Regions from separate parts of the Homo sapiens genome. Here region 1 is linked to region 2. A link is a contact called in ENCODE Hi-C or POLR2A ChIA-PET data. All regions are on one chromosome and are shown on one strand. Each heading gives the region's core, a stretch centred on a gene start or an enhancer-like site at or near the end of the contact. The rest is flanking DNA. Distances are from core to core; before and after follow the strand shown.

The links. A loop is a pair of places that touch in the nucleus more often than their neighbours do. ChIA-PET counts read pairs that join two places held with the same protein, here RNA polymerase II (POLR2A). Pooled maps may share reads with other maps.
Region 1: a loop to region 2 is called in a map of Calu3, with 6 times the contacts of the local background. The contact joins two enhancer-like sites. A Hi-C loop is called at or near these places in 16 of 168 maps with a recorded cell type or tissue (Calu3, HepG2, IMR-90 and 11 more) and 24 of 50 pooled maps. POLR2A ChIA-PET finds 5 or more read pairs at or near these places in 5 of 52 experiments (A673, AG04449, Caco-2 and 2 more).

The regions. Positions count from the first base shown.
Region 1 is chr6:150,879,251-150,885,567 of GRCh38, forward strand. It overlaps MTHFD1L (methylenetetrahydrofolate dehydrogenase (NADP+ dependent) 1 like), which reads left to right. Exons shown (of 28, transcript NM_015440.5): 5 at 3,512-3,636. Among named protein-coding and RNA genes, the nearest start is that of MTHFD1L, 17 kb to the left of the region's middle. Within about 2 kb of position 3,006, at least 20 of the 41 ENCODE cell types and tissues checked have a DNase peak (open chromatin) inside an H3K27ac peak, as active enhancers do.
Region 2 is chr6:150,816,615-150,823,049 of GRCh38, forward strand. PLEKHG1 (pleckstrin homology and RhoGEF domain containing G1) reads left to right here. Exons shown (of 17, transcript NM_001029884.3): 12 at 1,569-1,602; 13 at 3,065-3,160; 14 at 4,581-4,619. Among named protein-coding and RNA genes, the nearest start is that of MTHFD1L, 46 kb to the right of the region's middle. Within about 2 kb of position 1,306, at least 2 of the 41 ENCODE cell types and tissues checked have a DNase peak (open chromatin) inside an H3K27ac peak, as active enhancers do.

The DNA.
Region 1 (6,317 bases), core at 1,756-4,255, 64 kb after region 2:
TGTTCATTTGCACGATACCCACTGTCTGCAGCAGAATTTGCTTTTCTTTCTTTTTTTTTGAGATGGAGTCTCGCTCTGTCAGGCTGGAGTGCGGTGGTGCAATCTTGGCTCACTGCAACCTCTACCTCCCGGGTTCAAGTCATTCTCCTGCCTCAGCCTCCCAAGTAGCTGGGATTACAGGCGCCCGCCACCATGCCTGGCTAATTTTTTGTGTTTTTAGTAGAGACAGGGTTTCATCATGTTGACCAGGCTGGTCTTGAACTCCTGACCTCAGGTGATGGCCTGCCTCTGCCTCCCAAAGTGCTAGGATTACAGGTGTGAGCCACTGCGCCCAGCTGGAATTTGCTTTTCTTTAGGTTGTTTTGCCACTGGTGTTTTTTTTTTTTTTTTTTTTTCTGAGACGGAGTCTCACTCTGTCACCCAGGCTAGAGTCCAATGGCGCAATCTCCTCTCACTGCAACTTCCACCTCCCATGTTCAAGTGATTCTCCCTGCTCAGCCTCCCAAGTAACTGGGTTTACAGGCACCCGCCATTATGCCCAGCTAATTTTTGCATTTTTGTAGAGACGGGGTTTCACCATGTTAGCCAGGCCGTTCTCGAACTCCTGACCTCAGGTGATCTGCCCTCCCTGGCCTCCCAAAGCGCTGGGATTACAGGTATGAGCCACCTCACCTGGCCTTGACACTGGTATTAATAGCCCTTGATTTTCGTCGTTGTTGTTTATAATTGACACATAATAATTGTGCATGTGTGTGGGGTACAGTGTGGTGTTTCGGTACTTGCATATGTTGTGTAATGATCAAATCAGGTTAGTTACATTCATCACCTAGAACGTTTATCATTTCTTTGTGGTGATAGCTTTCAAGATCTTTTCTAGCTGTCTGGAAATATACAATACATTGTCATTAGCTTTAGTCACTCTACTATGTAAGAGAACACTGGAATTTATTCCTCCTATCTAAGTGTAACTTTATACCTACTGATGGACCAACCTCTCCCCATTTCCCCTCCCCCATCCCTCTCCAGCCTCTGGTAACCACCATTCTATTCTCTATTTCTATGAGATCAGCTTTCCTAGATTGCACATGTAAGTGACATCCTATGATATTTGCCTTTCTGCACCTGGCTTATTTCACTTCATGTTATGTCCTCCAGGTTCATCCATGTTGCCACAAATGACAGGATTTCATTCCTTTTTATGGTTGAATGATACTCCATTGTGTATACACACCACACTTTCTTTATCCTCCATTAATGGGCATTTGGATTGGTTCCATCTCTTGGCTACTGTGAATAGTGCTGTAACAAACATGGGAATGCAGACGGCTTCTCAGCATAGCGGTTTCAGTTCCCATGCGTATATACCTAGTGGTGGGAATGGCTGGGTCATATGGTAGTTGTTTTTTTAATTTTGTGAGAAATCTTCATACTGTTTTCTCTAATGGCTATATTAATCTGCATTCCCACCAACAGTGTACAAGAGCTCCCCTTTCCACATATCCTCGCCAGCATTTGTTATTGTCATTTTTGATAATAGCCATTCTAGCTTGATATCTCATTGTGGTTTTGATTTGCATTTCCCTGATAATTAATGATGTTGAGTGTTTTGTCATATACCTGCAGGCCATTTGTATGTCCTTTGGGAGATGTCTGTTCACGTCTTTTGCACATTTTTTATTTGAATTATTTGTTTTTTTGTTATTAAGTTATTTGAGTTCCTTATATATTCTGGATGTTAACCCCTTGTCGGACGCATACTTTGCAAATATTTTCTCCCATTCTGTAGGTTGTCTCTGCTTTGTTGATTGTTTGCTTTGCTATGAAGAATGTTTTTAGTTTGATATAATCCCACTGATGTATTTTTGCTTTCGTTGCCTATTTTGTTGAGGTCCTATCCAAAAAAACCTTGTCCAGACCAATGTCATGAAGCATTTCCCCTGTGTTTTCTTCTAGTAGTTTTATGGTTTGAGACCTTATATTTAAGTCTTTAATTCCTTTTGAGTTGATTTTTATAGAAGTGAGCGATGAGGGCCTACTTTCATTCTTCTGCATGTGGATATCCAGTTTTCCCAGTGCTATTTATTGAAGAGGCTCTCTTTCCACAATGTGTGTTCTTAGTACCTTTGCCTTGACTTATTTTTTGACAAGGAATCATTTATTCCGTATTTTTCTTTGGGAAAATTCTCATAGAGTGAATTTGTATGGTGTTATATTGAAAAAGAGTAGGTACCTTAATTTATTAGTTAAGATTTGTGTTGGCATTTGTTGCTTCTACCAAATGCTTGGTACAGGTGGCAATAGTTTCCTCGCTTCATTCTGGTCTCTGCTTGGACATCGTGGCCTCTGACCACCCTCCACCCATCATCACTCTGTTAGCCTTTTACCCCACTGAACCTTTATTTTTCTGCATGTCATTTATTCTTTCCAGTGATTTTATTATTATTATTATTTGGAAGGGAGGAACTTCCCTCCTCCACTAGAGTATAAGATCCACGAGGACAGTTTTGTTTATAGCTGTATTTCCTTTACTTAGAACTGATACAGAGTAAGTGCTCAAACCATTTGTTGAATGAATGAAAGAATGCCAAATGAATGAAACAAAGCTTTCTTTCTGATTTTGTACCTCAAATGGTTTCCCCTGCCACTGCACAGGTAGTGATTTTTGCTAGGCAATGAAACAAAAATGGTAAACCAACCCTTCCCCAGAGCCTCTGAGTGAGATCTATATGCAAAGATAAGTATCTTCTCACTTGTGAGCAAATATTTTTGTTAAGTGAGATGAATCAGGATCTTATCTCCTGGCATAAAATAGACAGAGAGGACAAAGCATTGCTTATTTAGAGACACACCCAGACATTTATTAGCTTCCCAAAATGTAGCTTGGTCTTTTTCCTAAATAGTGAATTATTTTAGTGTTTCCCATAAAAGGAGCTGTGCATGCTAAGAATTTTTCTAGCATAAGCCTTTGGAAAGGCTTCTTGTGTGTCATTGAGGTCCAGATAACCCGAGGGCCTCTGTGACTGCTTGGACGTCATGATTAGTGAGCTGTGTTGAACACATTGTGTTTGAAACGCACAGGCTTAGCTGGGCCAGATTGGAATGCTTCAGATTCATGCTTCCTGTCCTTCCTGAAAACTGGCAGTGTGTTTGGCTTAAAGTATGCTTGTTGACAGAGAAGTGTCCTTTGTCTATCTAAACCTTAATAGCTGTTGAGCTTTGGTTTTGTTCTGTTTTGTCTTTTTCTGGCACAGAGTAGAGCCATAGAAAGGCAGAGAAGTCACTAAAAAATTCAGCCAAGCCTTTTAATTTTTTTTTTGAGCCTTGTACACATGATGAAAAGAAAAAAATAGGCTTTTTATTATGCTTTACACCAAGTTTCCAACAAGGAGCAAAACAACAACAAACTATAACAGATGCATTTTCATGAATCCACTTTTTATATAAAGCTTCCTTTGTTGGGTCTCATTTTCACAAAACTAATTTTTATTTTGTTTTTTTGTTTTCTCTTTAGATTATAGATGAAATCTTAAAGATCAATGAAGATACCAGAGTACATGGCCTTGCCCTTCAGATCTCTGAGAACTTGTTTAGCAACAAAGTCCTCAATGCCTTGAAACCAGAAAAAGATGTGGATGGGTAAGAAAATAAAATCAAATAATCAACCTTTATGGCTAAATCACTTTTTCTATTGTGCCTGCTTTTATTTTTCTAAATTTCTTCTATTTATTTCAACTGTGTCAGTAATTGGATAAAAAAATCATTTTAAATATTTCAGGAGTCTATAGGATTTTTTTTTTTTTGAGATGGAGTCTCGCTCTGTTGCCCAGGCTAGAGTGCAGTGGCGTGATCTTGGCTCACCACAACCTCCATCTCCTGGGTTCAAGCGATTTTCCTGCCTCAGCCTCCTGAGTAGCTGGGATTACAGGCATGCGCTACCATGCCTGGCTAATTTTTGTATTTTTAGTAGAGACGGGGTTTTACCATGTTGGCCAGGATGGTGTCTATCTCCTGACCTTGTGATCCACTCACCTCAGCCTCCCAAAATGTTGGGATTACAGGCGTGAGCCACCGTGTCTGGCCATCTGTAGCCTTTTAAAATTCTGCATGCAAAAGTTACATATTTTGGAAAATACATTAGCCCTTTTATAGTGCTTCAATGCCATATGATCTTACACCATCAGATTCATTTAATAAATTCCGGTCTGACTTATACAATCTTTAGCCAGCTCTATTCTTCTAATAGTTTTTTCCTTGGTAATTCTACCAGACCAGAGAAGAAAACTTAGAAACCTGATTCCCCAGCAGTACCATATTCTGTCTTAGTCCCAGGCCAGTTGAGAAAAGCAAAATAAATACTTTTCTTAATGACACAAGGTTTTATTTGAAATTTGGAGGGGAACATCATAACTATTGGGTGCTGTAATGTTGGCCTGTGATTCATGTCATGGAGTGACATAAGCTTCATAGAACAAAGGATACCGGCCGTCTCCAGTGGGGGATAAGCATGCTTCCTGGGGATTAAAACCCCATTTTCCTCCATGGAAATATAGGAAGTGTTTTGTACTGTGGCCAAAAAGAACACAATGTGTTAATGGTTATAGGTTGTAAGCAGATTTATAAAGTTAGATTCCAGATCCGGTAGACCCTGCAGGGGCTGGATGGGGAGGCTACCACCTTCCTGAGACACCCAGCAATCTTCCATTCTAGCCTTTTATTGTGACTTGAGTAGACCCAAACACAGGCTGAAAAGGTGTCATGAACACCTCCAGTCCTGGCTGGGCACAGTGGCTCACACCTGTAATCCTAGCACTTTGGGAGGCCAAGGCAGGAGGATCTCTTGATCTCAGGAGGTCAAGACCAGCCTGGACAACATAGTGAGACCTCATCTCTATTTTTTTTTTTTTTTTTTGAGACAGAGTCTCACTCTGTTGCCCAGGCTGGAGTGCAGTGACACGATCTCGGCTCACTGCAAGCTCTGCCTCCTGGGTTCACACCATTCTCCTGCCTCAGCCTCCCGAGTAGCTGGGACTACAGGTGCCCACCACCACACCTGGCTAATTTTTGTACTTTTAGTAGAGACGAGGTTTCACCGTGTTAGCCAGGATGGTCTCGATCTCCTGACCTCGTGACCCGCCTGCCTCGGCCTCCCAAAGTGCTGGGATTACAGGAGTGAGCCACCGCGCCTGGCCCCTTGTCTCTATTTTTAAGTAAATAATTAAACATTTTTTTAAAAAACGACAATCTCCAGTCCTGTCGTAGACTAACTGTAAAAGGAGAAGAAGCACTAATCCATGAGAAAACTTTCAGAACTTGAAGGTCCTAGGGCATAGTTTCAAGTCTTTCATAAAAGGAGGGGAATTCATGCTGAGGCCCAGCCAGGAAAAACCAACCAAACAAAAACAACAGAGAGTAAAAGGAGAAATTACGAAAATGGTTCTAAATGTCTCCATTCTGTTACTGAGATTGACGTGCTCAGTTTAGGCTAGATAGCTGTGGAATGTTTTGTCCTAGATTTGAACAGGGAAAGGCACAGAACCCTTCAGAAGTGTGTGGTCACTCATTTTTTCCACTGCCCCCCACCCCGACTTCTCAAGGAGATAAATATCGAGGTCAAGTTGAAATCAGACCTGTGACCTGTGCCTCAATCCCAGGTCTTACTGGGTCACTCCAGATTTATAGGATTGGTTCTGGGTTTTGAGTGGACTGCAGGACCATGCTTCTGTGTAACTCTAGGGATGCTAGTCCATTGGGGTCCATTGAAAGGAGCTCCCTGGAGTTGCGAAGTGAAGCCCTGTATGGCTTTAGGCTGTGTCCTGGTATATTGGCAGAACCGGAACACCCAATGTCAGGGCCAGGGTGAAGTTTCCTAAGGTACTGCCTTAGAATTTTCTAAGACCTTTATTGAATGGCCTTTATTGCCTGCTTTCTCTTTAATTCATTTTTTATGGGTTTTTTTTTTTTTTTGAGATGGAGTCTCGCTCTGTTGCCCAGGCTGGAGTGCAGTGGCATGATCTCAACTCACTGCAACCTCTGCCTCCCAGGTTCAAGCGATCCTCCTGCCTCAGCCCCCTAGTAGCTGGGATTACAGGCACGTGCCATCACGCCCAGCTACCTTTTGTATTTTTAGTGGAGTTGAGGTTTCGCCATGTTGGCCAGGCTAGTCTCGAGCTCCTGACCTCATGTGATCCACCCGCCTCAGCCTCCCAAAATGCTGGGATTACAGGCGTGAGCCACCATGCCTGGTCCTCTTTAATTCATTTTTATGTATTCTGTCTATCAAACATTGACTTGGATGTTATTTGGGGTTAATATATGTA
Region 2 (6,435 bases), core at 56-2,555:
CGCCCGGCCTCAAACATACTTTTAAGGCCACCAGATGCAGCTGTACAATTGAAGTACATCAACTCACTTGCCACGATAAAGCCTGCCACCAGATGCAGCTTAATTGCTCCTTGACACTCACTGACAGGGTTTTGATATGAATCTGCAAGCAATTGATTTATTATGGTCTCTGTGCAGTCAAACCTCTCTGCTAACGTTAATCTGCTCCTCAGTGCTAGCATCACTGCCTCAGCTCCACTTCAGATCATCAGGCATTAGATTCTCACAAGGAGTGCTGCAACCTAGATCCCTCGCATGCATAATTCACAGTAGGGTTCACACTCCTATGAGTATCTAATGCTGCCACTGATCTGATAGGAGGCAGAGCTCAGGCTGTAATGCGAGCCATGAGGAGCCACTGTAAATCCAGACGAAGCTTCTCTCGCTTGCCCACCACTCACCTCCTGCTGTGCGGCCCAGTTCCTAACAGGCTACGAACTAGTACTAGTCTGTGGCTCGGGGGTTGGGGACCCCTGCCCTAGGAGAGTGGGTGGAACTCACCAGTTGAGCTGATCATTGAATCCTAATGACCATTCTGAAAGAGAGGCTCCCTGATCCCACTGTCCAGTTGAGCTCGGAGAGCACCCACCTAGTGAAGTGCCTGAGCTGGGATCACAGACATTGTCCTTCAGGGCCGTCTCACTCTGGGAGATTCTGGGGCACACAGAAGAGATGGGAGGTGCAGGGAGTTGGGGAAACAGAGAGACTTAGCTCATGATAATCACAGCATTCTGCAGGAGGAAAGACAACAATGAGAGGAAACTTCCAGCAGCCATTTTGCAATTAACTCAAAATAGTTACAAGGCCATAGTGTCATGGTGAGGGCTGGTGATAAAGATACCAGGCTCCGTGCCTTGAGCTTTTGAGTCAGTAGATCAGGGTTGGGTGGCAAGAATCTGCATTTTTTTTTTTTTTTTTTTTTGAGACGGAGTCTTGCTCTGTCGCCCAGGCTAGAGTGCAGTGGCTCAATCTCGGCTCACTGCAACCTCCGCTTCCTGGGTTCAAGCGATTCTCCTGCCTCAGCCTCCCTGTTAGCTGGGATTACAGGCACCCGCCACCATGCCTGGCTAATCTTTGTATTTTTAGTAGAGACGGGGTTTCACCATATTGGCCAGGCTGGTCTTGAACTCCTGACCTTGTGATTGTGATCTGCCCGCCTCAGCCTCCCAAAGTGCTGGGATTACAGGCGTGAGCTACCGCGCCCAGCCGAGAATCTGCATTTTTAATAAGCTGGCCAATGAGTGCTGATGATCAGCCAGGCTTCGGAACCAGCCTCCCTCCCTCCTCTTTCACAGGATTGGGGGTGCAGTCTTAGCTCCGGTGCCTTGATGGTGTAGCAGCTATTACCCACTTGAGGGCGCTCATCTGCTTGAATTCCCTGCACTGTGTGTAAATGCTTAACATAAATAGCGAGTTTTTAAACGTTTTTAAAAATCTATTTATTCAGGTGGGATAAGATCTGTGTTGAGATTTGGAGTTTAAAGAAAAAAAAAGCAATTGGAATTACAGCTCTACTTTCTCTCTTTCAGGCCAAGCAAGCAATCCTTGAAATGGATGCCATTCGTAAGTTTTATTTCCTTAAAACAATTTGAAATTTCATTGTCTGTTTGTATCTATCACATTTTCTATCTTAAAGTTCATGAAAATGTCGATTGTTAGAAAATAGTATCTCTCTATTCACTGTTTTCACAAATTGGGTAGACAGTATAATCCCTTCTAAGCACATTGACTTGTTTCTACATTGGTTCTCCCAGGTTTATCTGAGTCCCTTGATGGCTGGCCACTGTTGGGGTTTCTGCATCAACTAACAATGTCAGTTATGTCTCCAGGGTCAACTCTACCCCTACCCCTGCCCCAACCTCTACCACCACCAAAAACCAGAGCTTAACAATGCATTTCTCACTTCATCCCTAACAAAATGTTGATTATCTGCAAGAATCGCAATCACTTCGTAGTATTGGTTTTCCTGATGCAGCAGAAACTTCTAAAATCACAACCACCCCACATATGTGCATATATTTCTAGGCTTACAAAAGCAGGAGAGAATAAATGTTACAGGTCCTTCCTATTAAATAAGACCTTATTCAACAGCAGTTATCACATCTTTGTTATTTTTCAGATTAAATAGAATAAAAAGAGAAAACAGTGGCTTTAAATGCAGTCAGGTCTGCTGGAAACTTGTACTGAAAACACTTCTACTTTACTTAACCCTTTCATAAGACCTTACTTCGAGGAATCAAGTGCAAACGTTGATTCCCTTCCCTCCAGCCTGGCACTTGTTAACTCCCCAGGGGGAAAAGCAGCATCAGCAAAGTGGAAACAGGTGCATTCCCACCATCGCTGCAGCTGAGGCTCCCATCTCGCATCCAACAGACCCGAGAAATGATGCCCAGAGCTCCCCAGCGGAGTGCTAGGCTGTATTCTCTAGACATCAACATTTTACCTGCAGAAATTGCCTTCGGATTTTTTTTTTTTTTTTTTGGCCGGGTGTGGTGGCTCACGCCTGTCATCCCAGCTAATAGACTCCTAGAAGTCCCAATGTAAACAAAAAGCCCTGAGATACATATACAGCAGCAATTATGGGAGGAGGATCATATCCATGTCAGATGAAAAAGAATAAATCCATATAGGCCGGGCATGGTGGCTCACACCTGTAATCCCAGCACTTTGGGAGGCCGAGGTGGGTGGATAACCTGAGGTCAGGAGTTCAAGACCAGCCTGGCCAACATGTTGAAACCCCATCTCTACTAAAAATACAAAAATTAGTCAGGCATGGTGGCACGCGCCTGTAGTCTCAGCTTCTCGGGAGGCTGAGGCAGGAGAATCACTTGAACTTGGGAGGTGGAGGTCAGCAGTGAGCCGAGATCATGCCACCGCACTTCAGCGTGGGTGACAGAGCAAGACTCTGTCTCAAAAATAATAATAATAATAATAATAAATCCATATAAATCTACACTAGCCATAACCATTTTCTGAGAAGCCCCTGACACCACAGTCCCACTGATGCACGTGGTTATCTTTACAGATCATCCAGGCTTCTGTTACAGTCCTGAGGGAGGGACGAAAGCACTGTTCGGCTCTAAAGAAGGTTCTGCTCCATATCGGCTGAGAAGAAAATCTGGTAAGTAAGATGTTGTCATAAAAATTTAATTCTAATGGGGGACTGGCAATGAAAGTCCCTTTGAGTCTGACAAAAGGGAATGTTCTGTCTGGTTTCTCAGCTCACTGCCGGTCTGAATACATTTGCGGCTGCCTTAAGATGGGACTCATGAGCTTTTGATCTAAAACTCTTTTCTCTGTAATCCTAGCACTTTGGGAGGCCGAGGCAGGTGGGTCACCTGAGGTCAGGAGTTCGAAACCAGCCTGGCCAACTGGAGAAACCACATCTCTAGTAAAAATATAAAAGTTAGCCAGGCGTGGTGGTGTGCGCCTATAATCCTAGCTACTTGGGAGGCTGAGGCAGGAGAATCGCTTGAACCCAGGAGACGGAGGTTGCAGTGAGCCAAGATCGTGCCACTGCACTCCAGCATGGGCGACAGAGTGAGACTCTGTCTAAAAAAAAAAAAACCTCTTTTCTACTTAATGTTTCCCAGTGACTATCAAGCATGCCAGTCAACTAATTTTGCTTTGTACATCTTACCATTGACATGCAGATACTTAAGCTGTATTTGCTGTTGCTAATGAAAAATCACGTCCTATGAGTGACACACACAAAAGATTATCCAAAGCTAAAATTTTAATTCATATTTGCTGCACCAGACTCCATGAACTATTGTCTTAGTTCAGACAGGTTTGGGGTTTTATTTGAAGCAGTCTTTATTCATTACCCACTTTATGCTTTGCTAAGGACTAGGAATGCAAGGATAAATAATCCACGTGACTCCTGCTTGCAAGGAGCTCATGGTGCGAGAGACAAAAAATGCAAATAAGGCCGGGCGCGGTGGCTCACACCTGTAATCCCAGCATTTCGGGAGGCTGAGGTGGGAGGATCACCTGAGGTCAGGAGTTTGAGACCTGTCTGGCCAACATGGTGAAACCCTATCTCTACTAAAAATACAAAAATTAGCCTGGCATGTTGGCAGATACCTGTAATCCCAGCTACTCGGGAGGCTGAGGCAGGAGAATTACTTGAACCTGGGAAGCAGAGGTTGCAAGGAGCCGAGATCGTACCATTGCACTCCAACCTGGGAGACAAGAGTGAATCTCAGTCTCCAAAAAAGAATGTACAATTGAACATCATCAGCTTATAGGTGTTAGTGAAGCTGAGGAAGCTGCTCTGCTACTGACAGGACTGAAAAAGTCAGATTTTGCTTTTCTGTTGGGTGACTCCTGATAACACAGCATAACATTTATTCTACCATTTTAGCAGAGTGAATGTCTTGCTCCTGTGTATCTCTGAGCAATGGGGATTTTGTTAAATTTGATACAAAAGTTATAGAGCTCTGTTAATCTGTCAATAGGCTCATAATCCTCTTATAAAGAATAAAGAAAAAGGTTTGATTTGGTTTTGCCAATGATGCTGGCTTTGTTTTGTCTCCCAGAACCTTCCTCACGGTCACATAAAGTTTTGAAGACCAGTGGTAAGTCGTAAAATATATTTTCCTGTTTCATTCTTGTTGATATTCACTAAATCAAACCACACAAAAATAAATAAATACCAGATAAATTACATATTGACAGATTTGATTTGATTACAAAAAGATTAACTTCTGTAAATAAAAGTGTCCCATTATAAAATATATAGTCAAAGCCAGGCACAGTAGCTCACGCCTGTAATCCCAGCACTTTGGGAGGCCGAGGCGGGCGGCTCTGTTGAGGCCAGGACTTCGAGACTAGCCTGGCCAACATGGTGAAACCCCGTCTCTACTAAACATACAAAAATTAGCCAGTCCCAGTGGCTCGTGCCTGTAATCCCAGCTACTTGGGAGGCTGAAGCAGGAGAATCGCCTGAACCTGGGAAGCAGAGGTTGCAGTGAGCCGAGATCACGCCATTGCACTCCAGCCTGGGCAACAGAGTGAGACCGTGTCACAAAAAATAATAATAATAAAATTTAAAATAAAATATACAGTCAAATGACATAAAATACTTGTAATATATTTGACAGGCATAAAAAGATTATTATTCCTATTATATAAAGAAACTCCATACATCAAAAAGAAAAGACAGAGGACTCTTTTATTTTTTTTTTTATTTTTTTATTTTTTGAGACAGAGTCTTGCTCTTGTTGCCCAGGCTAGAGTGCAATAGCGCGATCTCGGCTCACCTCAACCTCTGCCTCCCAGGTTCAAGTGATTCTCCTGCCTCAGCCTCCCGAGTAGCTGGGATTACAAGCATGTGCCACCGCGCCTGGCTAATTTTGTATTTTTAGTAGAGATGGGGTTTCTCCATGTTGGTCAGGCTGGTCTCGAACTCCCAACCTCAGGTGATCCACCCGCCTTGGCCTCCCAAAGTGCTGGGATTACAGGCGTGAGCCACCACGCCCAGCCCAAAGGACTCAAAAAAAAAAAAAAAAAAAAAAAAAAAAGAATAGGGCAGTTTCACAAAAACACACAAACTGGCAATAAAAATTTTAAATGGCCATCCATATTCATAATCAGAAAATCCATACATTTAAATGAAATAAATAGAAGGGAAAAAACTATGAACGTGGCCAAAACATATAGAAAAATAGTCACTCCAAAACTGTTGGTGGGAGTAAGTTTTTGCAACGCTTCAGGGGCAAAATTTGGTAATAGTCGTTTGAATTTAAAAATGTACATATCCTCTTAACCCAACAGTTTCACCTGCAGAGATGTACTTACCCACATGCAGACGGATTTATGTGGGAGTTTGTTCTTTGCAGTATTTGTAGCAGGACACTCTATAAAAATGCCCATGCAGTTGGAAATATACTTAAAGAAATTGTAATACATCCATACACACAATGGAATATTCTACAGCTGTCAAAAATAAAGAAGATCTCTACCTGTTCACAAGAGTGTCCACGTATATTTAGCAGAATATACAAAGTTGCATATTGAATCCTTATTTTAAAAGTGAAACAGGCTGGGCGTGGTGGCTCACGCCTGTAATACCAACACTTTGGGAGGCCGAGGAGGGTGGATCACCTGAGGTCAGGAGTTCGTGACCAACCTGGCCAACATGGCAAGATCCCATCTCTACTAAAAATACAAAAATTCACCAGGCATGGTGGTTTATGCCTGTAATCCCAGCTACTGGGGAGGCTGAGACACAAGAATCGCTTGAACCCGGGAGGCAGAGGCTGCAGTGAGCCGAGATTGTGCCACTGCGCTCCAGCCTGGATGACAGAGCGAGACTCCATCTCAAAAAAAATAAAAAATAAATAAAAGCAAAACAGTTATGGTGGGATGGGAGTAGTGCAGGAGCTGGAACGA